Linked DNA regions of Mus musculus: regions 2 and 3 are each linked to region 1. Evidence: chromatin loops called from intact Hi-C (ENCODE). Cell type or tissue: heart. All regions are shown on one strand. Each heading gives the region's core, and the rest is flanking DNA. Links, peaks and the distances in the headings are about the cores only.

Region 1 (10,554 bases), core at 2,122-7,121:
GTCCCTCCGGCTGACTGGAGCCGAGGCTGAGGCTTGGCTGTCTCTGCTAGGTCATGTCACCACTTTTACTAACCCGACTTCACTGAACTAGACTGCTGGCATGGCCGTGGGGTGTTTGTGAGTGGATCGAGCTGCTGCTGCTGACCTGTGAACTGAACTGCCGATTTCCAGACAACACAGATGGGAGTTGCTCCAAAGAACTTTTCTAAACAGGCCCACTTCCCATGTATCCTTTCTTTCCCACTGGGAGGTTAAAGCATTTAAGAGCCATAATTAAAAGTAAGATTTAAAAAAAAATTAAAGTTACACTTACATATTTCTTAGAATATATTTTCCTCCAAATGTTGATTGCTTTCTACAGTTATATAATGAGGTTCAGATGTGTTGTGCTCCCCACTACCCTCACAACCTCTTCCCTCTTCTATTGAAAAAAAAATATCTTTTCTTAAAAACTTTATATGTTGGGTTGAGAAGATGGCTCAGTGGTTAAGAGTACTGACAGCTCTTCCAGAGGTCCTGAGTTCAATTCCCAGTAACTACAGGGTGGCTCACAACCATCTGTAATGGGGTCTGATGCCCTCTTCTGGTGTGTCTGAAGATAGCTACAGTGTATTCATATAAATAAAATAAATACATCCTGGGGCTGGTGAGATGGCTCAGCGGGTAAAAGCACTGACTGCTCTTCTGAAGGTCCTGAGTTCAAATCCTAGCAACCACCCAGAATGAGATCTGATGCCCTCTTCTGGTGTATCTGAAGACAGCCACAGTGTAACTAGTTATAATAATAAATAAATCTTTAAAAAGAAAAATACATCTTAAAAAAAAACCTTTATATGTTATGGAGATCCCCTGTCTCATCGATATCCATTTGACTTAATCTTCCTGCCCCAGAATCTCTATTAGAGTAACCTTGTTTGGATGAGATTCTCATGCTCCTGGGACATATATATGATATATAAAGGGGGTGGGGGGAGGCAGCTGGGTCACTAAGATAAGCATATTAGTGCAGGGCTTGCCTGTTTACCTGTCCCCAGTCTTTCCAGCCTCAGTTGTCGGTAGCTGGAGAAAGCTGCTTTTCCTTCCAAGGCTGTCTCCTTCCAAGCAGACTACGCAGCTTCTGGCTAGCCACTGCTCGGCGTCATGGGAATATTTATTTGGTCACGCAAGAAATAAAACCAGCTCTTCACCTCCTAAGAGGACCACTTGGCTACTGCCTCTGGTCCAGAGGGATCCAACTTTCCATTTCTGCTTGGTTCTTCATTTTTTTTCCCCCTCTAGTGTGTTTACACAGTGACCTCCCTAGTTCTTCTTGTTACTCTTGGCAAAACTGGTTATTCTAGCCCTGGGGTAAGGCTTGTGGCTTCAAAGTCAGCAGTTCTTAAATGAGGTTTTCTTAGCTACCCAGCCGCCAGTGCTCACAGCTTCCCCCATCTGGCCCACTAGTGGCTGCTTTTCTGTGGTCATTTGCTTTCCTTTCTCTGTTCTGACTTCGAGGTTCAGGCAGTGGATTATTTCCTGTGCTGACTTCCTCCAACCTGGGTACCAAGGACACAGGAAAGAAAGGACACAGTCTCCGCCTCGAGGGACCTACAGTCTGGTGCACAATGCCACTCGCAGGGAGTCCTTGAACAGAAACCGGAAAACAGATGCGAAAACAATCACAACCCTTCCCATCTGTACTCTGGGGCCCTTTCTTATACATTACTATCCACAGCTCAGACCACATCTGTGACCTGGAAAACGTGGAACGGTGGAGTGACTCGGAGTCAGAAAGATGCGTTTCCCAGAGGCATTCATCTTAGTCTACTCTAGACTCCTCAAGGGGTCATTTTATTTAATTTCATCCCTTGGTTTTTTTTTTTTTTTTTTTTTTTTAATCAGATGTAAGTCGGGTTCCTGCTGTGTGCCAGGCACACCCCCCGCCCCCTGCAAATCTTCCTTAGTTATATGGAGAACTCACACACCACCACCCCTCAAGAGCCTTCTACCGTTTCCCTTTATCCCCAGGGCTTACTCTCAATCCTACCCACTGTCCTTCCCGTTCATTTCCTCTTACTCTAATTTTAAGTGGAAAGGGGAGTGGTTGCTCACCACCCACCACACAACAACCCTTCAGAGACTGTTCTTAGGTGTCACCGGGGCTCCCATATCTGCCTCTTTATAAATCCAGGCTTTTCTGCTCTGCTGTCTTGGGGCTGGCTGAAGATGACTCCCTCTGGAAGCCTACACTGGCTGAGCCGGTCAGTGAGTGGGGAAGGAAGGCGCACACAGCCGGGCTCATTGTTTGGTAGGGGGCCAGCTGAGGAGTAATCGCCCAGTTCAGTGTCAAAACCTGACACAGGTGCTACAGGTGCTGGGAGGAGGTCTTGTTGGCAATGGCAGATCAATGAGAGATGGCAAAAACACCGTTTGGTGACCTGGAAGAGTCACTAACATTCAGTGACTTGGTCTGCTCATTTCTCCGTTTATATCATCCCCCCTGGGGCTACGGATTCCCAGACTTGGAGGGACCTTGTATGTCTAGACCATTTCCCCCAAGATATCTCAGCTTACAGAGCTTGGTTGAGACGGGTGTGGGCTCCTCCAAAGCAATGAATGAATCAGCTTTAGATTAAGGCTACCCTTATCCAAAAGCCTTCGTAGAAACTGCTTCCCGGATGTAGATATCTACTCTCGGCGGGCCAAGATGAAGCCGAACTGACCGCTGGGACTGGAGGTTGTGCTTAGCTGGGTTCCTGGTTGTAAGCCGCTGAACCAGAACTCTTATTTAAGTGGGATGGAACACCCCGAGAGGATTTAGGAGAGCCCACGGATGTTGTACCAGCAGGGAAACGAGGCTTGGAAAGTAGGATCAGAGGGAACCCCTTCAGCTGTAACCACGGCCAAAATCGCAACTGAGAGGAGATCTGGCACACGCTCCTCAACGCTGCTGGCTTTGCTTGCTGGTGACGTCCTTATCAGCACTGCCCCAGATGCGGCTGCTTCCGCTGCATCGGGTCAAAAAGGCTTTCCACGTTCAGGTTCAGTGTCTCATATCACTGGTTCCCCAGTCGCTGTAAAGTCAGGGGCATCTTATTGGCTCAGCTTAGATGCCCTGCTTGACTAAGAAGGCAAATACCTGATGTTTTCAGCTTTTGTCTTTGGGAATGAGCCTCATCTCCCACAGCCATTAGCTAGGGTAATTTGCCAAACATAGGAAACGATTGGCACGTCAAAAAGTATTCTATTTTGGTTAGCGCTGTCTGATTGATGGTAGCTGGTAATCATTGTTCATCCACTACTTACCATTTGCCAACCACCACACGCTGAGCTGTGGCCCAATGAGTTTTTACAGCTTTTATTTCCTTTAGACCCCAGCTGGCTCATGAAACAGGAATGGGGTTGGGTGGTTTGTCCTTAATGAAAGGGTCCTAGAGTTCAGGCTGAGAAGGCTGGTGGTGAAGAGGACCATGTGCATTCTTGGGAAATGAGGAGCAGTTGCCTCTCTAAAGCCATTCTTATGGGAGACTGTACCTGTGCAGGGACTAGGAACAGGAAGCCTCCCTCCTTCTTGTCACCATCTCCCCACACTCTCCATCTTTTTCATCTGTACCTTGTGACTGACTTGGCTTCATCAGCTCTTGAGATGGCACAGATGCCCTTCCGTAGACTTAGTGTGCTTTGGCAAGAGGTCTCCCCACGGGGGACGCTGTACCCTACATTTCAGGTCCTATGTGGACACGTTCGTTCTATAAGAGGTTTTGCTGTATGCTCGCCCTTCTAGCTGTCGGCATAGGCTAGAGACATGTTTGCTGCCTGTGGTCTGGATGCCACTGGGTACCGATGACCGGACTTTCTGTCTCTACCTGCAGCCACTAAGGCCAGGGGATGCCTCAAGCTCTGCTTCCACCGCTTCCAACCGGTCACGGACTAGGACTCGCTATCGAACCAAAGCCATGAACTCTGAGGTAGACGAGAGCCTCTTTGGAGGTGTCAAGGTAACTCACCATCAGTAGATTCCCCCAGCTCCCTGGTCGCTGCTGCCCCTTATTCAGCAGTGGCCTAGACCAGTGTTGCTTAGGGTGATGTTCGTATTAGTCATATCACTGAGATTTTTATGTCAAAGAAGAGATTCAGAGATCCTGGCTCTGACATCTAGTGTGTTCTAGGTAAACAGGGCACCTGGTTCCTCACCCCTAGAAATTCCCTCCCTTCTTTGACTTCCAGGGGTTCAGCTAAACCAATTGCTTAGCTTGGGGAGACGAGCAAGCCCCACCCAGACTAGGACAATGATGGTTCCTGGAGTGTGGAGAGGGAGGTACAGCGCTCCTTGGAACAGCTTTGGTGTCAGTGACAGTTGATGAAGAGGGAAAGAGTGAGACTTGGAGAGCTGGGCAGGGGAGAGATTGAGAGAGAGAGAGAGAGAGAGAGAGAGAGAGAGAGAGAGAGAGAGAGAGAGAGACAGAGAGAGAGAGAGACAGAGAGAGAGAGAGAGACAGAGAGAGACAGAGAGAGAGACAGAGAGAGAGAGAGAGAGAGAGAGAGAGAGAGAGAGAGAGAGAGAGAGGAGACATTGAGGAAGAAGGGCCACTCCTGGAAGCACAGGAGTGTAGGTGGATTGGGGAGTAGAGAGCTGATGTCAGCCCCTGCTCTTCATTGCTCTCCCTGTGAGTGGAAGAGGACTTTCTAGAGGGCCCCCTGAGAGGATTTTCCACTCTTCTGTGTCTTCCCCACTGGTAAAGGCAAGACTCGAAAGGGTGCAATTCTGTAATTACACTTACACTCTTTGTGAGGGGAACGGTCCTCATGGAATTTTCTGGTTAAAAGGAGGGTGGGGAATGGCCCAGAGCTCCAGGTTCTGCTTGTTCACTAATCCTATCTTGGCCCAAGTTCTTTGGCCTTCTGGGTAAATGAGAGTCCAGGAAGTTAGCGGTAGGGGGCAGAAGTGGCCCGCAGCATTGCTGAGTTGTGCCCTTCTAGAAGCAGAAACAAACACCAGGTGGCAGTAGCGCTCAGGGGACAGTGCATACAAAGTGACCCAGTCAAAGCTACCCCCTGGGCACCATGCAGGTGTCTGTTACTGCGTTTATGGCGCCTACATTTTCATGTGTTTAGAGACTGTATTTTCTTGCTAACCCTTCTGAGGTTAGACGAATCTGAAAAACACCACACATCTGATCTGTGTTCACATTGCCGAATCCTAACTGAGTGCCCTCCTTAATCATCATTTGTTCCCTAAGAGTCTTGCTGTGTGTCCCATGCTGGTTTCAGATTAGCTGTCCTTCCCCTGGCTCTTGATGGCTGGGATCAAAGGTGTTTGCCACAATGCTTGGCCCAACGATGTTAGATTTTTAAGGCAGTTCTTGTTAGGCCACTTAGCTATGTCCAACTCCCTTGATATAGCTTAAAACAAACAAATAAACAAACAAACCACTAATCATTAGAAAGGAATAAAAATCACTAATATTATATTGTAGATTTATCTGTAGCATGTTATATTGCTTCAAAGTCACAGCGTGGTCCAAGAATCTCACAAGACCCGAAATGTTCATGGAGAGATAACCTAGACACCAAATTTTAAAGTTTCAACCCGATTGGTTTAACAGAGGTCTAGATATACACCGTCAGCCCCTCTCCTCCCCACTCCTTGGCACAGTCTCCAGCATCCTTGGGAGGAACGCCTGCCCAAGAATAAAAGGTATTGGTGTCAGAAGGTCAGGCCAGTGCAGAACACACCCAAGCCATGTTTTGATGAAGATTTCGAGGATGCTTCCCTAATACCGTAGGTGCTCTTGTGTTCTGTAGCTGCATGGGGTGGAAGCCTCAAGGTCCGTATTGGGTCAGTGGCAAGTGGAGTGACCATCTTCTATGGATTTCTTTCTGACCTGATAGCCTTCATCCCAGGGCAAGAGCGACAGCCCTATCGTGGTGATCCATGATAAACACGCTATCCGGAAAACTCTCAGTGCTCTGGGCTTGGAGCACAAGACGGAGACGATCCAGCTCATCACTAGAGACATGGTCAGAGAACTCATGTGAGTCCCCGGGCACGGCTGCCACTGTGCAGGATGACTGGGCCACCAGGATGCTTCCGTCCAGACAGCCCAACTCCATCTGCATTCCTACCCATCCCTCCCTCTTTTCTTTTGTCTTGTTTGCCTGTATAGATTTTTCTTAAATTCTCTTTTGCTTAACGTACACAAAACTGGATTTCGTTGACATTTTATTACATCTATATACTTTATTCTTCTTTGTCCTTTCCTCTGAGACTTCCCTCTCCTCTTCTCGATGGTCCCTAACTCCTCCAAATAGTCCCTTTTTGCTGCCATGACACACATATTCCAATGTCTGCTATAGTTTCTGTCTCCTACTTTAAACCTCTTCTTCCCTCTAACAGTCCCCTCTCTCTCCCTCTCTCTGTGTGTGTCTCTGTCTGTCTGTCTCTTTCTCTCTCTCTCTCACACACCACACATTCTACATGTAAAAGAAAAAATCAATATGCCCATCTCGTTTCAGCATTTTCTCTCCTCCATCTTGGCCCTCCTCCTCTCCCTTTGGTAGTTAGCATGCCACTGCCCTTCATTCCAAAGCTTGCTGTAGGCTCTAAAAGTAAAGGGTAGAGGGGCAATCAATGCTTCTAAGCCCTCAGCACTGCTTGGGGGGTGGGGGAGAGAAGTGGACCAATGAGTCACTTCCTTTTGGGTACAAGGAGAATCCAAAGCAAAGGGAAACTGACCAGATGCCTAATTAGCACTCTGGCTCCTCCCCAGACTCGAGGCTATCAGAGGAAATTCATAGGGGCTCTCTGGGTTCCTTTGGGGTTAGCTCAGTTTTACTGCCCTACTGGAACAGTGCCATCAGGCTCCTCCTGCAGGGCACAGGCAGAGCTCAGCTAAGTGCCAGGAGCCAGTGCTGTGTTTGGTGGCTTAGCTCTTGTGTTTAGTGCTTCGAACTCTCAGACTGTCCTACCGCTCTGGCTCCACTGCTGAATGACGAGTGACGTCAGTTCACAGAATTTGAAGCCCTTGGCTCAGGGCTTAAGCTGAAGAGACGCAGCTGGATCCCCATGCAGGAGCTGGACTTGACGATAGTCTCTGTTTAGCCTAGGCCGACCAGCCTGAGCATCTGACAGCCAGATGTGGGCAGTGGCCTGAGGGGTCCTACTTCTTGACCTCCCTGCAGACAGGCTGGTCATGCTTCAGATCCACTGTCTTAGATTCAGGTTGCTCTTGGTCACTTCACAGCCTCCATTGTTTTGGGCCACACCACTTGGTGCATTCTAAGACCTTGCTAATAAGTGAACCTACTTCTAGGACAACCTCCTCCGCTCCCCCCCCCCCAGCTTTTATTAGATGAGATTTCACTTCCTGTCTCAGATCATCTGCGTCTTGTTGCCATGCACCTGTTAAACTGCCTCGCCCAGAAGCAGGCTTTATTCTCTCCTCTCAGCTGCTCCCTCCCCCACCCCTAATGTATGTCATTTGTTTCTAATCATTATAATTAGCTGTAGGTTTGTTGAATGCGTTGGGTAGCTACAGGAGAGCTCTAGAGACACATCTCCAGGAGCTGTCGATCAGAGTTTTTAATTAATATTTAGGGTTCAAAGCCTCTATCCAGGATGGATGGACAGGGATATTTCAATTTCCCACCAGCATCCACTTCAACCCTGCCAAGCATTGCCTTATACTTATACCTTATTCCAGCACCAGGAACAATCTGTTTTTTAAAGTCCGATTCAACAGCTTTGTGTGTGCTAAGTACCAGGTACTGGCTCAGAGATTAGGCTGCTGATGTAGTTAAGATAGAGTCCAATCCTGAAGAAGCTGAAACAGGCCTTGCACCATTGGTCCTGAAGTGGCCAGTAAGATGGAGTCAGAATGTGGTGGGGCTCAGAGGAAGCTTCTTGGAGCAGGGTGGACTTAAAGAAACACAAGGACAGGTCACCGACAGTTACATGGAGAACACGGCATATGAGACAGACTTAGGGAAGAAAGACAAAATGTCTCTTTTGTCTGCAGCATCGGTTGCTTCTCACCTGAAACCTTTCATTCAAGTGGCCCATGAATTTGCAGGCTCTTCTGTCTTAGCATTGTATGGGGAGGAGAGGAGGGGAGGGGGTTTGGAGCCCGCTCTCCTCCCTAACGCTGGTCATTCCTACGTCAGTGTTCCCACAGAGGACCCCTCTGGGGAATCGCTAATCATCAGCCCCGAGGAGTTTGAGCGGATCAAATGGGCATCCCAAGTCCTGACCAAAGAAGAACTGAATGCCAGAGAACAGGCCCTCAAGAAGGAGAAGGAAGGCATCTTGGTAACTCACCTTCCTAGCTGTGTCCTTGGTGGGCGGGTGGCAGAATAGGAAAGTGGAGTAGGGAGGCCAGCTTTCCATCCCAGGCAGGATAAGCTCAGTTAAGGCATGCTAAAACAAGGTGTGCACGTGCATTTAATAAACAAACGTTGCGGTACGCGGGCCAGTGGGAGGATGGGAACAAAGCCGGGCCGTGAGACCTCTCAGCTCTGATAAGTGAGGGACTGAAGAGAATTCTTGCCGGGTTACGTGCAGCAGGTGAGTTTACGGAGAATAAACCCCACCAATCCGGGCTGGTCTCCCCTTAGGAAGCCGTCACAATTCGCAAGAAGATTATGAAGCAGAAGGAGATGACTTGGAACAATAACAAGAAGCTCAGTGACCTGGAGGAGGTGGCCAGGGAACGGGCCCAGAACCTCCTGCAGAGAGCCGACAAGCTCCGTATGGAGCAGGAGGAGGAGCTCAAGGACATGAGCAAGGTGGGGGCCTCTTCCTTCCCTCCGAGGGCTCCCTGCCGCTCCCTCTGCGCTCTCACTCAGACCCAGGACCAGGAGAGGGACTGATGTGGGCGGGGCTCGCGTGGATAGGAGGAGACTCGACCTGTTTCCCGGATGTTGAGAGCAAGTCGCTGGCCCTTGAGTCCACTTGTAAGATGATGAAGGCAGCACTGCTTAGCAGCTGAACAAGCTAAGATATTGGGAGGGGCTTTGAGAACCGTGATTGATAAGGATCTCACTCCTATTTCTATCCTGTTAGTTCAAGTCTGGCCCCAGATAGTGGTGGAGACAATAGCGTTCTTTTTGAAATGCCCAGAGTACTTTAGCTGGGAGTAGAAGGATCAGGGGCTCATTTGAAATTCTATTCTGTAATCCATTCACATGTGTCACTCCCTTGTTGACTAATAGAAAAAAAAAAGTCGACTCCCCCAGTCCTTCATCTCTGATTTTCATCTCTCTGGTAAATCTCTACGTGTACCAGCTCTTATTATTCCAAAGCTTTTACTTTCTGGTTCTTAATGAGGGCACATGGCTTCTCATTTCTTTTATGCATGTTAGGCTCTTCTAGATTAAAAAAAAAAATGCACCAGTTGAATTTCTGCTGGAATGCCTTGGCTTCTCTACACACAATGCACTGTTCATGGGTCCTCAGGGAAGGAATTGCAAAGCTCTAACACCTTATGGAGGTTATGTGTATGTTTATGTAGGTGAACACGATAACACCGAGTTCGTTCATCATAGTTCCAAAGGCTGCTCCATTATCTACCGAACTCTACAATGCCCTGACTGATGCTGTCTCTCCTTGAATAAACTGTAGTGCCTGATACGAAACCAGCAAAGGGTCTGGAGAGATGGCTCAGCAGTTAAGAGCACTGACTGTTCTTCTAGAGGACCTGGGTTCAAGTTCCAAGCAAGACAGCTTGCAACTATCTGTAACTCACAGTTCCAGGGCTTCTGACACCCTCACACAGACATACATTCGGATTAAAACATCAATGAACATTAAATAAGAATAAATTATTAGAAAAAGAAAGTCACCAATAATGCTTGAGCTAGGGTGAGTGAGACATCCTGTCTCTTTGGGCTCAGTGAGCAACGGAGCAAGTCTCCGGCCCGTGCGCTCTGCTCCCATGTCTTCCCTCTTAAATGTCCACACACTCATAACACCTCCTTCCTTTACCTTATCCCCAGACCTAGTGCCAGGATTCTTTCCTCCCACCTCCTAGATTATTCTGAATGCCAAGTGCCACGCAATCCGGGATGCCCAGATTCTGGAGAAGCAGCAGATACAAAAGGAATTGGATGAAGAGGAGAGGCGGTTGGATCACATGATGGAAATAGACCGGCGGGAATCCCTCCAAAGGCAGGAGGATCGGGAAAGGAAACGGAGGGAGGAGAGAGTACGGTAGGTAAAGGTGGGCTTTTGCCATTTCCCCCATAAGCCCTTTCTGAGTATCTTCAGGTCCACGTAGCCTAAGCAAAGAGGGAAGAAGTGAGACGCAGTTGTGAGGCACCAATATCTCTCGTCCCTGACAGAATGATGCAGGGAATCATACAACCTGCAAGGCTTATTTCCAAGGTTGTAATAGGCGTGTCTCTGTATACTCCAAATCAGTGTCCTTTCTTGGTGCCTCCTGTCATCCACTCTACATCTTCCCCCAGCGTCTATAAAGTCTTTATAAGCAGACCCAAGGAAGGAACACTCTGCCTCATTAGGCAGCTCTGATCTTTATGTTGACTGAACTCAAACCCGCTCTCTGGGCCACTCTATCT
Region 2 (10,554 bases), core at 3,683-8,682, 84 kb after region 1:
TTTCTCCCTACCTATTTAATATATTACTTGAAGTCCTAGCCAGAGCAATTACACATCAAAAGGAGATCAAAGGGATACAAATTGGAAAGGAAGAATTCAAACTATCACTATTTGCAGATGATATGATAGTATACTTAAGTGACCCCCCAAAATTCCACCAGAGATCTTCTAAACCTGATAAACAACTTCAGCAAAGTAGCTGGATATAAAATTAACTCAAACAAATCAGTGGCCTTTCTCTACACAAAGGATAAACAGGCTGAGAAAGAAATTAGAGAAACAACACCCTTCACAATAGTCACAAATAATATAAAATACCTTGGTGTGACTCTAAGCAACTGAAGATCTTTGTGATAAGAAGTTCAAGTCTCTGAATAAAGAGATCAGAGAAGATCACAGAAGATGGAAGGATCTCCCATGCTCATGGATTGGCAGGATCAATATAGTCAAAATGGCTATCTTGCCTAAAGCAATCTACAGATTCAATGCAATCCCCTTCAAAATTCCAACTCAATTCTTCAATGAATTAGAAAGGGCAATTTGCAAATTCATCTGGAATAATAAAAAACCTAGGATAAAGAAAACTATTCTCAACAATAAAAGAACTTCTGGTGGAATCACCATCCCTGACCTAAAGCTGTACTATAGAACCATTGTGATAAAAACTGCATGGTACTGGTACAGTGACAGGCAGGTAGATTAATGGAATAGAATTGAAGTTCCAGAAATGAACCCACACACCTATGGTCACTTGATCTTTGACAAAGGAGCTAAAACCATCCTGTAGCAAAAAGACAGCCTTTTCAACAAATTGTGCCAGCTCAACTGTCGGTTAGCTTGTAGAAGAATGCAAATTGATCCATTCTTATTTCCTTGTACAAAGCTCAAGTCTAAGTGGATCAAGGGCCTCCACAGAAAACCAGAGACACTGAAACTTATAGAGGAGAAAGTGGGGAAAAGCCTCGAAGATATGGGCACAGGGGAAAATTCCTGAACAGAACACCAATGACTTGTGCTATAAGATCAAGAATTGACAAATGGGACCTCATTAAATTGCAAAGCTTTTGTAAGGCAAAGGACACTGTCAATTAGACAAAAAGGCAACCAACAGATTGGGAAAAGATCTTTACCAATACTAAATCTGATAGAGTGCTAATATTCAATATATACAGAGAAGTCAAGAAGGTAGATTCCAGAGAAACAAATAACCCTATTAAAAAGCTGGGATACAGATTTAAACAAAGAACTCTTAACTGAGGAATAGCAAATGGCTGAGAAGTACCTAAAAAAATGTTCGATATCCTTAGTCATCAGGGAATTGCAAATCAAAACAATCCTAGGATTCCACCTCACACCAATCAGAATGGCTAAGATCAAAACCTCGGGTGACAGCAGATGTTGGCGAGGATATGGAGAAAGAGGAACACTCCTCCATTGCGGGTGGGATTGTAAGCTGGTACAACCACTCTGGAAATCAGTTTGGTGATTCCTCAGAAGGTTGGACATAGAACTACTGGAGGACCCAGCAATACCTCTCCCGGGCATATACCCAGAAGATGCTCCAACTGGTAATAAGAACACATGCTCCACTATGTTCATAGCCAGAAGCTGGAAGAACCCAGATGTCCCTTAACAGAGGGATGGATACAGAAAATGTGGTACATTTACACAACGGAGTACTACTCTGCAATTAAAAAACAAATTTATGAAATTCTTAGGCAAATGGGTAGATCTGGAGGATATCATCCTAAGTGAGGTAACACAATCACAAAAGAACATACATGATATGCACTCACTGATTAGTGGATATTAGCCCAAAAAGCTCGGAATACCCAAGATACAATTCACAAACCACATGAAACTCAAGAAGAAGGAAGACCAAAGTGTGGATACTTTGATCCTTCCTAGAAGGCGGAACAAAATACTCATGGAAAGAGTTACAGGGCTGGTGAGATGGCTCAGTGGTTAAGAGCGCCGACTGCTCTTCCGAAGGTCCTGAGTTCAAATCCCAGCAATCACATGGTGGCTCACAACCACCCATAATGAGGTCTGCTGCCCTCTTCTGGTGTGTCTGAAGTCAGCTACAGTTTACTTACATATAATAAATAAATAAATCTTTAAAAAAAAAAGAGTTACAGAGACAAAGTGTGGAACAGAGACTGAAGGAATGATCAGCCAGAGACTGCCCCACCTGGTGATTCTTCCCATATACAGTCATCAAACCTGGAAACTATTGTGGATGCCAACAAGTGCTACCTGATGTAGCTGTCCCCTGTGAGGTTTGCAAGTGCCTGACAAATCCAGAATTGGATGCTCACAGCCATCCATTGGATGGAGCACAGGGTCCCCAGTGAAGGAGCTAGAGAAAGAACCCAAGGAGCGGAAGGGGTTTACAGCCTCATAGGAGGAACAACAATATGAACTAACCAGTACCCCCAGAGCTCCCAGGGACTTAACCACCAGCCATAGAGTACACATGGTGGGACTCATGGCTCTAGCTACATATGCAGCAGAGGATGGCTTATTTTGGTCATCAATGGGAGGAGAGGCCCTTGGTCATGTGAAGTCTCTATGCCCCAGTATAGGCGAATGCCAGGGCCAGAAAGTGTGAGTGGGTGGGTTGGGGAGCAGGGGAGGGAAAAGGGGATAAGGGGAGGGATTTTCGGAGGGAGATCCACAAAGGGGATAACATTTGAAATGTAAATAAAGAAAATGGCTAATAAAAAAGAAAGACATGCAAAGTGTGTTCATAGAAGCTTTATTTTTAGTAGATAAAAACAAAGAACTCAAAGTTCCCTCACAGAGATTTCCATCGTCACTGAGGACAGAACAGAAGATGAAAGGTGGAGGGATCTGGTCAAATTGCAGGAGGAATTTTCAGACAATAAGGCTTTTTGAGGAAAGTCGTGTGTGTGTGTGTGTGTGTGTGTGTGTGTGTGTATGCAGGATATGAAGGTTTATTGGGAAGCTGCTCTTTTTTTTTAAATAAAAGAATCATTTATTTAGTTTATGAATGTGAGTACACTTCACACACATATCAGAAGAAGTCATCAGATCCCATTACAGATGGTTGTGAGCCACCATGTGGTTGCTGGGAATTGAACTCAGGATCTCTGGAAGAGCAGTTAGTGCTCTTAACCATTGAGCCATATCTCTGGCCTGTGAAGCAGGCAAATTTCCCTTGGGCAGGCAAATTCACTTGCCCCAAGGGAAAAAAAAAAGGCTAGGGAAGTTGCCAATGGATGGGAGAGAAGAGGGGGAAGAGAGAGAAAGCAAGACTGCCTAGAGAGAGGGAGAGTGTTGGGGCCATGGGTATGCAAATAATGAGGAAAGGTCCCTTGAAGTCAAAAGCAACTTTATTCACTGCAGGAAAATGCTTCTAACATTAAGGGTCGAGGTCAGGCTTGGAGCTGACAGCAATGACCCTGAAAATGTGGGAGCACTCTCAACTTCCCCTCAGTTTGAAGGGCTTAATGCAGGCGTGTGGTTCTACTGAAGTGAAAAGAATGTTGGGCTTGAGAGTTTGCAGTAAGGTGAGGTAGCAGAGCAACACTTGGAGGTTCTCTGGGTTCCTCAGAGGGGAGAGAATGAGAGAGAGAGAGAGACAGACAGAGAGAGAGAGAGACAGAGAGACAGAGAGACACACAGAGAGAGACACAGAGAGAGACAGAGACACACAGAGAGAGACACAGAGAGAGACAGAGAGAGACAGAGAGAGACAGAGCGAGAGACAGAGAGAGAGACAGAGAGAGACAGAGAGAGACAGAGAGAGAGACAGAGGGAGAGACAGAGGGAGAGACAGACATAGAGAGAGACAGACACACAGAGAGATACAGAGAGAGACAGAGAGAGACTGAGAGAGGGAAAGAGAGGGAGAGGGAGAGAGAAAGACAGAGAGACAGGGAAGAGAGACAGACAGAGAAATGAAGGTACAGAGGGAGAGGGAAAAGGACAGAGACAGGGAGAGGGAGAGGGGGAGTAGGAGGGGGAGGAAGAGAGAGAGTCAGAGAGAGACAGACACAGAGAGACAGAGAGAGATGGAGAGAGGGAGAGGGTGAGAAAGAGAGACAGAGAGACAGAGACAGAGAGACAGACAGAGGGAGAGGGAAAAAGGGAGGGAGAGGGAGAGGAAGAGGGAGAGAGAGAGAACCAAAATTTCTGGATTATATAGGGAAGAGCCTCTGAAGGGAGGGCAGCTCAGCCTCTGGGCTGGAAAGTTCAGGGTTGGGGGCAGGTTATGCCAGGTAGGGACTGAGGGATGCTGGGAGAACCTAGCGGCCATATCTGCTTTGGTGTGTAAAATATACAGTCCCTTGTCCCAGGGTCTGAAGCCAAACACTATGTATTTGGGAAAAAAATATCCATTTTCTGATGAAGGCAAGAACAGAGAGAGTGAGATTCCTGTGTTCTTGCCAAAGATTCTTGGACTTGGTGGAAGTGGGAACGCCATCTGACTCTGCCGCAGCTAGGTAGTGTTCTGGTGGTCAGATTGTTTTAATGTTCACGTAGTAAGGAGGGAAGATAGAGTTCAGTGTGTTACTCACCCGCCTAGAGGGGTTAGCACCTACATTTTCCTTCCTCCTTCTTTGCCTGCAGATTTCTGGTCTTTTCTCAATTTGTCAGCAATAGGTCCAGTGAGTGGCGCAGGTCAGTTCCGCTGGAGACAGAGTGGCCTCACACGCAAAACATCTGTGATGTTGGGAGCACAGAATGCTCATAGCATCTCCCTGGTTTCATCCCCTGTCATTGTGTCGCAGCCGTTGTGGGTGTGAAGTGAATTCTAGGTCATCACTCACCCCCTGCGGGTGACATGCCGGTGTACCTTCAGAGGTGGATGAATTGACTGTCTGAGCTCAGTTGGCTGCCCGTCACTCCCATGTGGATACAGTGACTCTGGAGAGTAGCACTGACGTCACAAGTCTTCTAGGACCCAGCCTACATTGAATGGAGACCTACTACGGGTTAGTGAAAGGTTCCAAACCCATCAGGCTGTGTGTGCATTGCAGCAGGACACCGTCACCAACGAAGTCCACCGGAGAACCATGCAACGACTTACAAAAAGGACACTGCAGGGGCTTGGAGCAGGCGTACAATTTTGTGTTGGGCTGCACTCATATCCTTGGCTGCAGGTTAGCTACATCTGCAGGGGATTGGACAGAAAGGTGGGAGGGTTCTCTTCCAAAAGAGGCTGGAAGCCCTGGTACCTAACTGTGTAGGTCACTGTCAGGGCAACAGCTGTGAGGGCCAGTGGTTGCTGGAGACTGAGAAACTCCCGGAAGGGTAGAGGGGAACTCAGGAGAATGGTTACTGGGGACAGCTCTGGGCATGGGGGCAGCAGGCTAGGTGTGGAGTCAATCAACTGCCCAAGCTTGAATCCTTGCTTTGACTCTTAATCTGATGAGAAACCTTGGCTAAGTTTTACAACCTTTTGGGTTTCAGGGACCTTATCTCTAAGGGGAACAAATGATTATACTTTGAGTGTAATGGAGGTTTCCTGAGATTTAAAGCCATGAGGTGCTTAAACAGTGCTGTCTCTTGGAGCACTCTAAGATGCTGAAGACGTTCCCTGGCTGCTTCCTGTGGTAGCTCTTGGTTGCACCGTAGATATCAAATATTTGAAATTGGCTGGCAAGGCTGAGGAAGTACAACTGTATTGGTTTTTGTTTTAGTAGATTTAATGTTTGATGTTACATGTGGCTGTTGCTGCCTTCTTGATTATCACAGGATTAGAGCCATAACACACAAGGAGGAAGTACTTGTTGAAGGTGAGCATTGGTAGAGGAGTGAGTCAGGCCACCTGTCACTGCTAGACTTCCTCCCAAATGTCACTTCTTAGGAGGTCCAAAAGATGAAGCAACCTGCGTGCAGGTACTTAGTTGTTCAGCTTGTGACTGGGACCACATGGTTTGCTGGAAGCAGAAGTCCAAGAAAGACCCCAGAACATTTCTGAGTTAGGTTCTAAAGACAGGACAAATTGGAGATGTGTAATACATGCTTAAAAACTTAGGACAGGAGCTGAAAGGTAAGGCAAAGGAAGGAGCCAGATTGGAACTGAACTCTGGGCCTGGCCTGCAAGGGAGGAATCACTAGGAGGCATCTGTCCAACCTCCTTATTCCCTCCCCTTGTCATCCCCCTTCCTAGAGAGGCATCTAGGCAGAATGGGAAACTGTTTGAGTCATGTCTGCAGTGACTCCTTGTGGCCACATGGACAACAGTTGCTTAAAGAAACTTATTTTCCTCTCTAAAGTGAGATTTAGAGGGAGAGAACTGGATGGGAGAGGGGGTAGGGAGGGGAAGCAGGGGATGGGGATCCGGTGTGGGGATGGGGTGAGAGGACTGGGGGAGTGAACAGAAATTGATGGGGGTGGGGCACCTCTGGAACAAGCCAGAAACTGGGGACAGTGATATAGAGGTGACCCTAGCCGAGACTCGTAGCAGCTGAGCATATAGAGACTGAAGTGGCCACTTCCTGTAGCCAGGTGGGACAACCAGAGGAGGGAGGAGGACACCAACCCACCAACAAATCTTTGACCCAAAATTTGTCTTGCCTACAAGATGCACAAGGATAAAGATGGAACAGAGATTGAGGGAATGGCCAACCAGTGACTGGCCCAACTTGAGACCCATCCCATGGGAGAGAGATAATCCCTGATTCTATCAATGATATGCTGCTACTGTTTGCAGACAGGAGGCTAACAAAGCTGTTTCGAAGTCAAGTGTGGATTCCAGCGCATCTTTGTGTTTCTAGTCCTTGCTCAGAACATGAGGTTCAAGATGCATCAAATTGTAGTCCCTAGGGCTGCTGGAGACAGAAAAAAACAAAAAAAACCCAAAAAACTCATTAAAGTCTTGGTTAAACTGCTTCGTGAGTGGAGTACCTGAGATGGTGGCTTTAACCTTATTGAAGGTGAAGTTTTAATTTGCATCGTAGTAATAACCACATCCAATGTTTAGTAGTGTGCAGAGAGCTACTCGGCACATACAGAGTAACTTGAATTTCCACTGTCTCCTCCCTGCCCTGTCTCCAGCCTCCAGCCTCCAGCAATTGGATTCTTCTTGTATCCTTTCTAAGGCGCTTTCCACCGCTATGATAATGGTATTCAAGCCCCCACGTCCCATGAATTCCATTATGCCATCTCAACTTGGTCTTTTCACTAGATGCTTCTGGAAAAAAACAAAACAAAAACAAAACAAAACAAAACAAAACAAAACAAAACAAAACAAAACAAAACACAACCAACTTCTGTTGTCTTCACCTCGAAGCCGCTCCAAACAAGCCAGGAGCTCTTCCCCTGTCACACCTGTGACAGCTCACTCAGTCATTCTGCATCAGGATGCCACACATGGTCACGGGTGTTATAAGATACTAATCTTAGTCCTAAGAGCACGTAGGCAAGGCCACGTTCCAGTCTGGAATCAGCTTCACTCAGTTACTGAGTGTGACATTTAAACAAAAGCTTGGGGCTGGAGAGATGGCTCAGTGGTTACAAGTACCGGCTGCTTTGCCAGAGGACCTTGGCTCTGCCCTCAGCACATTGATGGCGGTTCCCAAAGTCGCAGAGGATCCAATGCCTTTTTCTGACCTCCATGGGTATTGCATGCATGTGGTGCACAGACTTGTATGCAGGCAAAACACCCACACAAATAAAATAAAAAAATAAGGAAAAAAAAAACCTTTAAAAAGATAGACTTATGTACCACAGAGCAAAAGTGTTTGGTAAACCCTTAGTTGTGCTTGTTACCGCGGCCTCAACCCCCAATTCAACTCAGCCTGTCTCCAGCCTCTATCACATCTCCAGTGTATCCCGGAAGCAGGCTTGATCTCGTTATTTGAGTTAATGTCAACATTGTTCCTGTTGACTATTGCTCCCTTCTTTAAAACCAAGACGCAGTCTTTCTCTTCACTTGGCTCCTATCTCTGTACGGAACTTTCCCATCATCCTCTGCAGGCAGTCTCCGCTTTCCGCTCTAGCGGGTTTTCAAGGAGCTCTGCAGACTCTGGTCGCAGGCTCATTTTATTTGACTCCAGTCTGTGTTCTCATCTATGCTACGGGTTAAATTACTATCCTTATTTCAGTGAAGCCCCAGGATGTCATAGGAGCGCCCAGCTGCTTCTGTAGAGCTACATTCAGGCACTCAACTCAACCAACTGAGACTGAATCCTCCCTTCCTGTACCGAGTAGTCTTCGCCATCAACTGGACTGGATTTAGAGTCACCATGGAAATACACCTCTGGGCATGTCTCTGAGGATGTTCCCTGAAAGGTTAACTAAAGCAGGCAGCACCATCCCAGGGTCTTGGGTCACGACTGCCGGAGCAAGTGGGGCGCCAGCATGCATTTGTATTTCCTGACAGCCCACAAGTTTGATCAGCTACCTCAGCCACCTCAGCCACGTTTTCCCTGTCACGGTGGACTGCGTCCTCAAACCATGAGCCCAAACGAATCCTCCCTTCCTTAAGTTGCTGTTGTGATGTATGTTGTCACAACAATGGGAAAAGTAATATTTGTCCTCCTAGCCTGGTCCTCTCCTGGTGTTTTCTGTGTGAGTTCACAGGGTCACTTATCCCAAAATACAAATCAGAGAGATGGCTCAGCTGTTAGAGTAGGCTCACAACCATAACTGTAAGGAATCAAATGTCTTGATTTTGATTATAATCAAAGTGCAAACTAGTCAGCAAATATGTTATCACTAGTACACCCTAGATATAATCGAAGAAATCCCCTTTGCAATATGTATCCATTTTATTTGTTCTGTTCCTCTGAAGAACCCTGTTGAATACAGACTTCTTCCTGTCTCGACCACTGCCTGGCCCCTGTGCACCGACATCCTGCCTTCATCTGGTGTTACAACCACCTCTTGCATCACATTCTTTCTCCCCCAGGGCTGCACATTTCTGGAAGGCAAGGACCAGGTTTGCCTTGAACCTTGCTGCACTTAGGTATCTGGAAGAGCATGTGTTCAACAAATAAAAGAGAACAAAACAAAACAGGTTTAGAACGGGTTCCAGAGTCCTCCAATCTCCCTCTTGGTTTCCTGCTTCTGCACAGGAACGTTATGGATGGCTGCTACATTGTTGTAGGCTGGGGAGGTGTGTGTGTGTGAGACTGTTTCACTAAAGGCGGTTGTGTGGCTCTGAGTTGGTCCAGTGTCCACATAACTCAGTGCCCTTATACTTCCCTTAGTACAAGTGGGAGACCACCTGCTTGGAGCAACTTTGTTTCGGCAGTTCTTTTTACTCATAGCTCATAGCTGACAGCCCACAAGTTTGATCAGCTACCTCAGGCACCTCAGCCACATTTTCCCTGTCGCGGTGGACTGCGTCCTCAAACCATGAGCCCAAACGAATCCTCCCTTCCTTAAGTTGCTTTTGTGATGTATGTTGTCACAACAATGGGAAAAGTAATATTTGTCCTCCTAGCCTGGTCCTCTAGAGTTCCAGTTCTAGCTCCTCAACTTTATGCCCCTTTACACCCCCTCCTTGTGTGCACCTTCAGAGGTGACAGGTTAAACTTCACCTGTGTGCTTTAGATAGGACATCTGTCACCAAGGACACGTGGTTACTAAGAGCAGCATTAATAATTTGGGAATGGCTTCATAGAAAGGACTGAAAACTGCTGGAGGCTTATTCTTCCCCGGAGATCGAGGAAGAAAAGCATATATAATTAAAGTGATAAATTGGATTTTTTTTGGGCTTCTCTGTTTACCACTGTCAAACATAATCTATTTCATGCATTTATACGGAATGCATAAAAATAGGTCAGAATTAATTTTCTTCAGTTTGCTTATTTTCCCCTCGAGTTCCCTGGGCAGATGCATAGCCCAGATAGGGAGGGGACGACTGTAAGACTTGTGTATTCAGAGGAGATGGTAGTGGAAGATTTAGTGTATGAACCCCGGGAGCTGGTGGCACCCATGAGCAAGCAAACAATAAGGAGAGGTAATGAGCTTCTGGGAAACAGCTTGGGACCTGGATCAGAGGGAAGAGAGTTAGCGTCACGGCTCAGTCTAGTGAGCGGTGGGGTTTGGACTTCAACCTCCTTCCTTCTTTTCTCCGAGTCCCTTCTCCATGCTCTCCTCTGTTGCTTCCTCCACTCTCTCTCTACGGTGTTCCTTTCTTCTGTATGTGGACACGAATAAGCACGGCAAATAATTCCCTCCATCATGCCCCTGTCTCTCAGCTTACCTCATCGGTCTCCTTTGCTCAGAGCCAAGCTTCTCAAAAGACCCACCCATACACAAATCTTCTGCAGCCCCCCACTCACTCGTCAACCTCGGGCCATCTGGCCTCCGCCCCTGCAGAGCCCCCACTCCTCTGAACTGCTTTTGTCAAAACCATCCAGGCTCCAGTACTGCCTGGCTCCAAGGGGAGGGGCTGGCTCCCCGCCTGCGCGCTGTTTATTTGGTTACACAGCAGCATCTCTAACAGTTTGAACGCGGCTTCCAACTTCAAACACGTTCCTGGCTTGGCATTTCTCATGCCCCGCAACACCCCCCACCCATTCTTCTACTTCGTTAAGTCTATTTGCTGGGTTCTCTTTTCCCTACAATAAA
Region 3 (10,554 bases), core at 3,354-8,353, 66 kb after region 1:
TTAGATTTGGTTTGAGAGTGAAGCGGGAGGACTCAAAGGGTGCTCCCAGGTTTTGGGACCCATTGCCTATCATTATTTGTGATCTAAAACAGGGAAAGAGACAAACAGGAGGTGAGATAGCAAGGTGCGATGTTCAAAGGACTGTTTTGAGCTTGAACTATGAGGAAGACAATCCTGTTTGAGCTGCCCTCTTGACTCCTTTTCTGCCTTATTTGTGTGTGCTTATTCTGTAAGCATCACCATCACCTCTAACCTCTTCCCTAGCTCACTGCAAGGTTACATTCTTTCTGTTTTCCTACAGTGACCAGAAATCAGCACCCTGTACTATTAGTAGTGTCTGTCTCTGAATCAGGATCCCCCTCCAGACATGAACTCTTTCAGGCTAAGAGCAAACGTCTTTATCTTTATACGTGCAGTTCTCCCCTTCCCCTCAGTTTAATATTAGACTGCAGGAGCTCAGTACACTGCACTGAATTTGCTGAGGATTGACCCCGAGCCTGGTACAGAAGGAGGCTTCAGGATGCAGGGCACCGTAAGGGTTGATACATCATGTATCCAAGTGCCAGAAGCTGGGATCAAGAGATCTGCTGATCACAACTCTAGTCCTCATCTATATCTTTAACCTCTCTGGGCCTAGCCATCTTTATTCTGAAGGACACAGATTCAGTGTTAACACTGGATGCCCCTTAAGTCTGAGGTTCTGCCGTATCCTGGCTCTGAGTATGGGGATCCATGAACTCCGTGTCATGTTGCCTATTTGTTGATCAAAGAGGGAAACTCAGCCATCAGAGTGATGGAGGGAGTCAGCTCGTGTTTGGAGACTCCAACACCAGTTTGCTATCAGCTATCCTCATGCCCACTGGGACCACATTTAACCTGCTGTCACCTCATTTCTTCATTCAATGTCCATCTCTTCTTGTACAGGATACAGAGAGTGACCTCAGCATCCTTACAAGCTGCCGAAACACTCCTTAGGGAACTCTCCTCTGCCTTACCCTCCTCTCTTTCCCTGGACTGGAGGATCCCCATGTGTCAGTAGTGCCAGATCCCCATCACCCTAGCACCCAACTTTCTCTCAAAACTGCCATCATTTCAAGCTGCTCTGGGCCCTGGAACGGGTGGTGTCTCCTGGATACAGATGCCACTGGTAACGCTACCCTATTTTGTCTAAGACACCACTTGAGCTTGCTCCACACCTCACTTCTCCTTCTCTCCTTGATTCTTACTTGGTTTGGAGAGGCAAGCTGCCTAGCAGTAGGATGAAGGCAGCTGGGGAGAGGCTTTCAGCTCCCCGAGGACAGGTTGTCCATCTGCCCCACTTACCTTCAAAGAGAAGAAGACTCCAGAGGGACCACATGGCCGTTGTCCTCCCTTGGAAGATTCCCTCAGCAAACTAGGATATCCATCCTAGGCCAGACGAGTGCACGGAAGGAGCTGTGGTCCTGCTGGAAAGTCCCATGTTCAGAAGGAGGAATCTTGACTCAAAACAAGATGTCTTGAAAGCGAAAGCATCCCGGGTAAAGTGGAAGTTGGCTGCAGGCCCAGCTGAGCCTCACTGGGTTCTCAGGAGCCGGTTCTTGTAAGTCAGCCTCCTTTCTGTGCACATGGCAGTCAGAGCATGGTGACAAGCACACCCACATGGCACACGTGCTTCTTACACATGGTCACCAGGCCTTTCTGCATCCAGCCCTGCTCATGGATGGGCCTAATCACCATCATTGTCACAGAGAGCCTTCTGAGCTTCAATTTTCATCTATGCACTTCCCCTCTGCTTAAAAGTCTTTGAAACTCTCCTGCTGCCCTCTGGATAAAGACAAAATACTGAGCTTAGCATGGGAGGCTTTTCAGCTTCTACAGACTGGCTGCCCACATCTGCTCTCCTCTTTGGCCATCCCAGCCAGACTACCTCTTTTTAGAACCACCCCATTTGACATCTGCACACATTGGATTGGCTTTCCTAGCAGGCATACCTTGCCCACCAGGCTGTCCTTCAAGGCTCCCTGCCTACAAGCAGAGTGAGAAATACTTTGTACCCATGTATTCTTACTCTTCCTTGTATCCTCTGCATGTTGCTGGTCATAGCCACACAGTTTCTCTAGGCCGTTTAATAGCAACATTCGTATTTGTTTCTGTGCTGGACACACTGTTTAATAAATAGTCATTAAGTGATTGGACAACTATCAGACGTGGCTAGCCCTTTTGCTTTTATGTAAGGCTGAGGACCATTCTCAGAGCTGATCTTCTTGTCACCCCATTGGAAGTATCTGTGGAAGAAGAATTAAAAGCCACGTTAATGGTAGGCACTCTCTTGGGGTCCCAGGGGTCATAGAGGGGCAGAGAGCATGGGCTGTCCCCTCCTCACTCTTATTCTGCGCTTTTATTTATAGCTTCTTTTTTCCCCTCTTCCCTCAGTAATAGAGAGAGAATGAAAGGCTTCTGGAATGTTCTACCAACTTGTATCCCTATCCCCAGCAGAGAAGTCATTTTAAGATGCTGCCCTTGAGAAAGATGCCTAATGTCCTGAGTTTGGATCATTGTGTGTTGTCCTGTATAGTATCTAGTTTGTGAGTGAAATGGGCACCATGGTAACACTGGCTGTGGAGGAAGAGAAAGCATTCATGCTGCTCCTGAGGAACCAAGAGAGAAGGGAAAGGACCAGCATTTTCCTGGGGAATGAATGGGGAGCCTCTACGTGTAGTTCAGAGGGGAAATGTACAGCAGGGTCTGAAGAAGACTGTCAGAACACTACTGCTCATTCAAACTTGAAGGAGACCACTGGGGCCTGAGATCCTGACCAGACCAAAGTAGACTGGAATTCTTCCTACTAGACAGGTTTCTAAAAGACACACACACACACACACACACACACACACACACACACACACACACACACACAAATTAAAAAATTAAAATCAGTTAACCAGAAGATCAATATTTATTTATTTATTTATTTATTTATTTATTTATTTATTTATTTATTTATTTATTATGTTTACAGGGTCTTGTATGTTACAGACTGGCCTTGGACTCACTGATTATAGACGACCTTGGACTTCCTTTTCTTTTTGTTTTTTCGAGACAGGGTTTCTCTGTATAGCCCTGGCTGTCCTGGAACTCACTTTGTAGACCAGGCTGGCCTCGAACTCAGAAATCCGCCTGCCTCTGCCTCCTGAGTGCTGGGATTAAAGGCGTGTGTGCTACCACGCCCGGCTGACCTTGAACTTTTAACCCTCTACCTCCTAGCTGCAGAGATTACAGGCAAGCCCCACCGCTTCCAGTTCCTGGGGCACCAGGGGATGGAACCATACATAGGTTTTCCACATGTGAGGCAAACGCTGTCACCTGAGTTAAAGCTCCAGCATTCTCAGTCCTAGCAGGCCTATACCTCTGAAATGTCTGATTGGCTTCCTCTGCCTGGTACCGGCTTCCTCTGGCCCTTCCTGCCTGCACAGCCCCAGCTCTGTTCAGTTCCCCAGGCACCTTTGCTAAGCTAGCAGGTGGGTTGCTGCTCTGCGGATTGCTAGTAGATCACTTAGCCAGGCTTGAAATGTTCCTTTTCAATACGTTGTAATGGCATACCTGTGAGATCTGTCAGCGGACGCCTTGCTGCTGGGCTCCAGTGGCCCCTCCCTGCTCAGCCTTCTTGGGCAGCTGTGGAATGTCGGGAAGACTGGGCCTGAGGCAGAAGAACTTGGGAGAGCGAGCACTGCTTTAGCCACTTCCTAGAAATATCCACTGTCACCATTTGCGAACGGGTGCATTGGATAGCCCTTACTGGTAGCTCCTGAGATGGTGCTGGCATAGAGGGTCTCTTCCAACTCAATCACATTCTGCCTGTCCTGCCTCACCCTGGCTCTAGCTTATAAAGAGGTAGAAGGGACAATATCTTCAGTGAGCCTGGGGGCTATGGTGTACAGAGTGGGAGAGAAGGAAGAACATGCAGGGGACGGGGGTTGGTTGGGTGGGTGGGTGGGAATGGTAGATGCAGGAGCCTGGGCTGGTGGGATGTTCATCTTAGGGCCTCTCTGCCTTTGAGGCAATGAGATACCTTTCTAGAGATGTGAAGGAAGGCTGTATAGTATAGCAAACAAAGCCACCATGGAGATTTATTGAGGTAGAGAGAGGAACCGGAGGCTCATTTATACATTCATCCTTCACCAAACACTTACAGGTTTCTCATCTCCTGCAGACCAAGGCATCAAATAAACTTTTATAGAGCATCCATAGGCATGATGCCATGAGGCCAGAGCTCACAAACTGGGTGGCAGCAATCTGGTCCTGATGACAAAAGTGACCATCACTACTGATGTGCTCCATGTGTGGAAAAGATTCCAGACACTGAGTAGACCAGGACCGTTTTCTGAAGTGATGGAGTTCCTCCACTGACTCTCTGCTGAAGCCCTGTGTGCAGCGAGAAGCAGAAGCAGACATGCTGAGGGCCCAAGGTCCTGCAAGCTGCTGTTGCTTCCCATAGTGCAGAGGAGACTGAGGCCACAAAGGGCACAGAGCTGCTCATTTAAATAAACATGTAGACCTTGTTTCTTAGGCAAATCTAAACCAGCCTGGAATTGAAAGGAATCCCAAGAATCCCGAGGCACACAACCCTCTTGGTTCCATTTTGTCTTGCATCTAAACTGTATGGCCATGTAGCCATATATAAAACAATAATCGTGTGTTATCCAATCTCTTTCACTCAATCTCTCTATCTTTCTCTTTCTGTCTCTGTCTGTCTTTGTCTATGTCTCTCTCTCTCTCTCTGTCTGTTTTGGTCTGTCTCCCTGTCTGTGCCTGTGTCTCTGTCTCTCACACCCAACCACCCACACACACAAATTTGAGATATTTTTAAAGCCACTTTATTAGGTTCTTCAATCTCTACCTTCCTTCCAACCTTTATTCCACCCCAATTCCAACTCACAAACACTAGCTAGGAGAGAAAGAAGGTTAGAAGGAAAAGGAGGCATAGACCTCTTTAGACTACTTTCTGCTGGTTAGGGGCACTGGGTTCCTTGGGGGCAAGTCCAATCTTCATAGTCAAGTCGCCAACTTCTTCTCTTGATCATGACCATGTGGCAAACCACAACAGCAACCAGTGACAGGAAGAGCAGCAGCCTCCTCTTATGTAGTACCCCTATCCCGCTCTGGGCTCTGCCATTGATACCATCTCCAGAGTCCCCCAAATTAAATGATCTACAACAGGCAAAAATCATGCCCTTGCTAGAACAGGAGGCAAATCACAATCACTGTGAAGCAACCTCTTATTTTGAACCTGGGATTAAACAAAAAACATATTCACATAACATGACTTTTTTTTTTTTTTTTTAAGAGACCAAAATTCTCAATACAGGATCCCATACAGCCTGGAATGTCCTGGAAACTTGTTCTGTAGCTGAAGATGACGTTGAATTTCTGATCCTCCTGTCTCCACACCATGCATGCTGAGACCTCAGGTACTCACCACCCACTGGGTTTGAAAGATGCTTCCAGGGTTTTTCTCATGCCTAGCAAGTACTCTACCAATTGAACTGCACTCCCAATCTCCATCTTTTAAGATGTAGGTCTCCTGTGAATGGACTAGCCTGAGTGTAGCCAGCACATAAATTCTTGAGTACCAGAGAAGGCCAGCAGAGGGCAGCCACAGGGCTCCCAATTGTGTGTTTGTTTCTCCTTCCATTAAGGGGCAATTCCAGGCTGCTGCAGCCAATGTCCCCAATGCAGACATGGAATTCTTTCCTGTACCTTTATCCTTTAGGGCACATGAACCCATAGAGCCCAGGTCCTCAGGAAAGGCATGATCATCATGTTCCTCTAGATACATAACCGTTTGCATTTAGCTCTGAGTAGGAGAAAAAAGATGGTTCATAGCTCAGAATTTTGGAGGAGACAGATGGGGGGCCTGTGATGAGTGCTGTCAGGTACCTGTGGCAGGCAGCAGCTGTCAGTTCTCTCCAGTGCCCTTCCTCAGTGTCAGCTAGGTCTATCCTGGTTTCCCAGTGAGATTTGCCACCCCCACCCCACCCAGGATGTGGGGCTTTGGGCTGGATGCTAATATTCCACAAACCAAGGATAGAGTAGGCTAAAGAGCATGGGCATCCTCAGAGAGCTCTGACCTCTGAGCTTTGGGGAGGGTTTCTTTCCTTTTTTCCTTTTCAATTTTCTTAGTAATGGATTGTTTTTGAAAAAAAAATCCAGTTTATTCAGGAAAAGGGATTTATTTTTATTTTTATTTTTTGACAAGGATATTTTCAGCTGTGTAGATAGACCTGTGGACACAGATAGCAGTAAGGAGAGAAAAGTTCCTGAGTAGTCAGGAGTGTGTGCATATGTGTGTGTGTATGTGTATTTGTGTGTGTGTGTATGTGTGTGTTTGTGTGTATGTGTGTGCACGTGTGTTTGTGTGTATGTATTTGTGTGTGTGTGTGTATGTGTGTGTTTGTGTGTATGTGTGTGCACATGTGTTTGTGTGTATGTATTTGTGTGTGTGTGTGTGTGTGTGTTTGTTTGTAGCTTCTCTGTCATCTGAGCCAAACAACCTGTTTTCCTTTCCAACCCATTGTGGACCTGTATTTCTGTAGACTATAATAAAAGCAAATTACTAGAAAATCCAGAATAAAAAAAAAGGCATACTTACAAACGACAAACTCTAATTTTATGATTCTATTAAACAAACATACAATTACTGTCCGATTGCTAGAAAACTTTCTAAATATTTGCTGTGATTTTTGTGCTTGTCACAGATTTCTTGAAAGCAATTCAGGCTGGCAGTAGTCGGGGTTCCTGGCAGAGTAAGAATGGGAAGTGGACAGACAACTCAGGAAGGAGGCTGTCTGTGCTCCCTGGGAAGCGCTGGAAGGGCTGGAGGCATCCAGAGCATTAGCCACACTTTTCCTCCTGGAGCTGACACTTTGGTGTTTTGATCTTTATATGAGGGGGTAGTTTTTTTTTTGAGGGAGTAGCAATGGTTTGGGGTCTGCAAGTACACTCTGGCTGGCCCGTGGAGGTCCTGTGCCTATAGTTGTTCTGGCTTGAGCTGTTCAGTCTTCTCAGCAGGCTGTCTGGTAAGTGGCCATGAGGGGCTTGGTGTTTCCTGGTCCTGAACTAGATGGCTGATGTGGCAAGGATGGAATGGGGTAGGGACTTCCATAGAGTCTCTTGGAAACAGATAAGTCCCTTGGAAGTACTTGCAAATTGCCCAGGGATCTTATAGAAATGCATATTTTGATCTAACAAAATCTGGGGTTGGGTCTCTACAGCTGCATTTCTATTAAGTACCCAGGTAACCATGATACTGTTGATATTGAAGAGCATGGGGAGCCACTATAGAAGAGGTTAGCAGGTCTGTGGTGCTGCCTGGAAGACAACATTGATGTTTCTTTCATAGGCAAGGCAGGAGGGGTCTGGTGTCAGACTCTGCTGTCTGTGATTTAGAACAGGAACCAGGAAGGCTGGGCCAGGGCCTAAGGGGGGCATCCTTTACTGAGTGTGGACACCTCAAACCAACACCAAACTGCCAGGTACTGTTAATGAGCGGAAGGAGCAACACAAAACAAATGGACATATTCCTTTTAACACACTGTATTTTACAACCACTTTTAAAATACAAGACATCAGTGAGTGACTTTTCTGGGGCACTCAGTAGTCTGGAGCTTTGGGTGAGCTGAGGTCTGTTTCTGAACTGGGCATGCTGAGAATTGCAGGTGAAGGCAGAGTTATTTCTGCCTTCACAGCTCTGATCCCTTATCAAGATTCTATGATATTGTATGGGCAGCCCATTTATGGGTACACCTTGGTCTTGCTGAACTTCCCAGAGGCCTGTTAGTCTTGTAGTCAAGGTTTTGTGCTTTCCTTTCAGGATAAAGGCAAGTATATTTTCTTTCTATATAAAATTCTCTCTGTCCATTCATCCACAAGCATACATACATATTTATCTGTATTTAGTTATCGTGTCTTATTTCTATCATCTTATCTGTCATGTTACTTATTATCTATCTATCTATCTATCTATCTATCTATCTATCTATCTATCTATCTATCTATCTATCTATCTATCATCTATCTATCATCCATCTACCTATCTACCATCTATCTATTATCTATCTAATCTATATGTTATCTATCATCTATCTGTCTTGTGTGTCTGTGTATCTATCATCTGTCTATCTGGAGGTGAAAACCCTTTTCCTTTTGTACTTAAAGAAGATAACTGTGGCTCTGTGTACAATGTTACATCTGGAAGTGTGTGTGTATGTGTGTTTGTTTGTGTGTAGGCATGTGTATATGTATGTATCAAGGTGGAAATTGTTCATTCCCACACCATTGTTTGGTTTCCCGCTCAGAAGAGAACCCACAGTTCAGGAGCCCTGGCCAGGAATAGGGCAAATGGGCTTTCTCACTGCTGGGCTAGGAACTGGGTGACCTGCAGGGAGAACTTGGAGCCACTGCTGAGTGCTGGAGGGTGGAGGCTGGGAGCTGGAGTTGAGTGTATGTTGGAGGAAGACATTGCACTAACACAGAGCATGATCCTAAAGACCAAGGGGATCTTGGCAGGTCCTGGTTTTTGAATCCAAATCATTGGTGGGAATCTCATTTATATCTTTGATTATCAACCGATACATATAGAAAACTGTCCTGTAGGAAAGTTAGGTCAGTACAGGGAGGCAGATAGGGAGGCAGGACAAAGGATGAGAAAAGGGCAGGGATTCCTCCTTACTGGCTCTTTTAGGGTGGGCGTCTCAGGTCTGGCTGTGGAAGGAGAGACATTCATGTCAGGATTTGGAATTTTTCTCCTACCACCTTCTGGCTTTTGGTTTCTCGTCCCCAAGAGAATACAGACCCCTTACTTGTATGTAATTTGGACACAGGAAGAATTAGGGATTGTTGACTTAGATTCAAGTCGTAACTCAGCTACCACCAACTCTGTAATATTTTTAGTCATCATATCTCAGAAGTCTTTATTTCTCAACCACAGAAAGGATGATGCTATTAACTACCTCATAAGGATGATAGAAAGGCTCAAGAGAGATGACTTGTAAAAGATGATTTAAAAATAATTGCCGCAAGGTATAACATATGTCTATGAAAATGACACAAAGAAACAATGCTACATGCTGATGTGGAGAAAGTTACTAACCATGCTTTTTACAGGGTTTGAAGAAATACATTAGAACCACAGCCGCAATGACCATCCCTCCAAGCAGGCTTGCAGGTAGCCAGATAGGTAGCATGTTGCTCTTGATCCAGGCAGTACCTGAGACTGGGGAGATAACTATTCAAAAATACATCTCAAAGTAGCACAAGAGACACAAGCACAGCTTTGGGGGACAGCATGTGGCCTTATAAGTGGGGATGGGAGATGGATGGCTCAGAAGGAGCTAGCATGAGCAATCATGTTATGGGTTGCTATGGAACCCCTCCCAATGGAAACCCCACCCCTCTGCCAGACACTCCAATCAGGGTCTGTACTCAAGGAAGCAGGTATGGTGGGGTTACAGAGGAGTGAAGTCTGATTCCTGACAGTTACAGGGGTGTAAGATATTATACAGAACATACCAACCAAGGGGAACTTCTTGAGCTCACTTATTTCTCTGGAGATGTTGTTTTTAGCTTCACAGGAATAGTTCTTGGTACTCCACTCTGCCTTTACTGAGGCGAGGAGGGAGGCAGCTCTGCCAGAGGGAGCCAGGGGTTTCCCTAGGATTTCTCCATTAATGTAGAATGAGTAAAAGATTGGAAGGGAGCCCTGGTGGGCCTCACAGAGGAACTCCACCTTGTCTCCTACAGCAAGGTTAGTGGCTTCATGTTGCAGAGTGAGCACAGGATGGGATACAGGAGCTGGAAGAGGGCACATAGAATGGGAGAGTCAGCCTGACTGCCCAGGATCCAGGATCATTTCTTCCTTGGACACCTTACCTATTCCCAGGGAATGGTGTTGCCTGATATCTGGACCCATTAGTAGTATCTCCCTTCCCTCATCTACTTACTCCAGAACTGGATATCCAGATAGCCACTTTTTTTCTGAATTAAGCCATCCTCAGTGTCCACCATACACTGGTAGAGCCCAGAGTTTTCCTCCTTGGCTTCTGCAGAAAATACTGAGTGGGGACTCCTGTCTTGAATGACATGGTTGTTCTTGTAGAAAGTGTAAAAGAGCTGTAAAGTTGGATTCTTGGGGTCCACCTTTATGGTACACTTCAGGATGACATCCATCGTCTCTGAATTGGTGAATTCTGTCAGCTCAGGATTTGGGAACAACTCTGGGGAGACATGAATCCAGAGCTGAGGAAGAAAGTCCAGAAAGTTAACCAAGGAGACTGAGGACTGATCTTCTGCAGAGGTCAGGCTACAACTATGAGACCAGAAGAGAGGGAGGGAGGGAGGGAGGGAGGGAGGGAGGGAGGGAGAGAGAGAGAGAGAGAGAGAGAGAGAGAGAGAGAGAGAGAGAGAGAGAGAGAGAGAGAGAGAGAGAGAGAGAGAGTCACCCCTAGAGCTTGTCCATTGCTCTCATGCAGGGAATCTGGAATGACTTCCAAAGCTAGGTCGCATGAGAAGCCTAGAAGG

Evidence for each region. Hi-C counts contacts between places; a loop is a spot of excess contacts. Peaks named below come from ENCODE experiments on the same cell type or tissue, not always from the same donor. Only the 100,000 strongest peaks of a DNase experiment are listed, where the experiment ranks them.
Region 2: a loop joins it to region 1, with 9 times the contacts of the local background. A loop is called at or near these places in 19 of 42 quality-filtered maps.
Region 3: a loop joins it to region 1, with 4 times the contacts of the local background. A loop is called at or near these places in 5 of 42 quality-filtered maps.

The regions. Positions count from the first base shown.
Region 1 is chr1:172,523,939-172,534,492 of GRCm38, forward strand. Cfap45 (cilia and flagella associated protein 45) reads left to right here. Exons shown (of 12, transcript NM_027972.1): 2 at 3,852-3,977; 3 at 5,872-6,014; 4 at 8,143-8,287; 5 at 8,593-8,763; 6 at 10,008-10,186. Among named protein-coding and RNA genes, the nearest start is that of Cfap45, 8.1 kb to the left of the region's middle. In heart, for the core only: no CTCF peak of the experiment used is centred there; DNase peaks (open chromatin) are centred at 2,233, 2,923, 3,693, 4,973 and 2 weaker places; H3K4me3 peaks cover 1,232 bases; H3K27ac peaks cover 2,555 bases; H3K27me3 peaks cover 1,393 bases.
Region 2 is chr1:172,606,768-172,617,321 of GRCm38, forward strand. It overlaps a transcript of Fcrl6 not described here. Among named protein-coding and RNA genes, the nearest start is that of Fcrl6, 9.5 kb to the left of the region's middle. In heart, for the core only: a CTCF peak has its summit at 6,189 (motif pointing left); no DNase peak of the experiment used is centred there; H3K27me3 peaks cover 1,017 bases.
Region 3 is chr1:172,589,076-172,599,629 of GRCm38, forward strand. Fcrl6 (Fc receptor-like 6) reads right to left here. Exons shown (of 7, transcript NM_001164725.1): 3 at 9,978-10,250; 4 at 9,547-9,828; 5 at 9,128-9,250; 6 at 8,708-8,739; 7 at 7,565-8,625. The coding sequence ends at 8,581. Slamf8 (SLAM family member 8) reads right to left here and starts at 1,493. Exons shown (of 5, transcript NM_029084.3): 1 at 1,324-1,493. The coding sequence starts at 1,357. In heart, for the core only: a CTCF peak has its summit at 5,620 (motif pointing right); no DNase peak of the experiment used is centred there.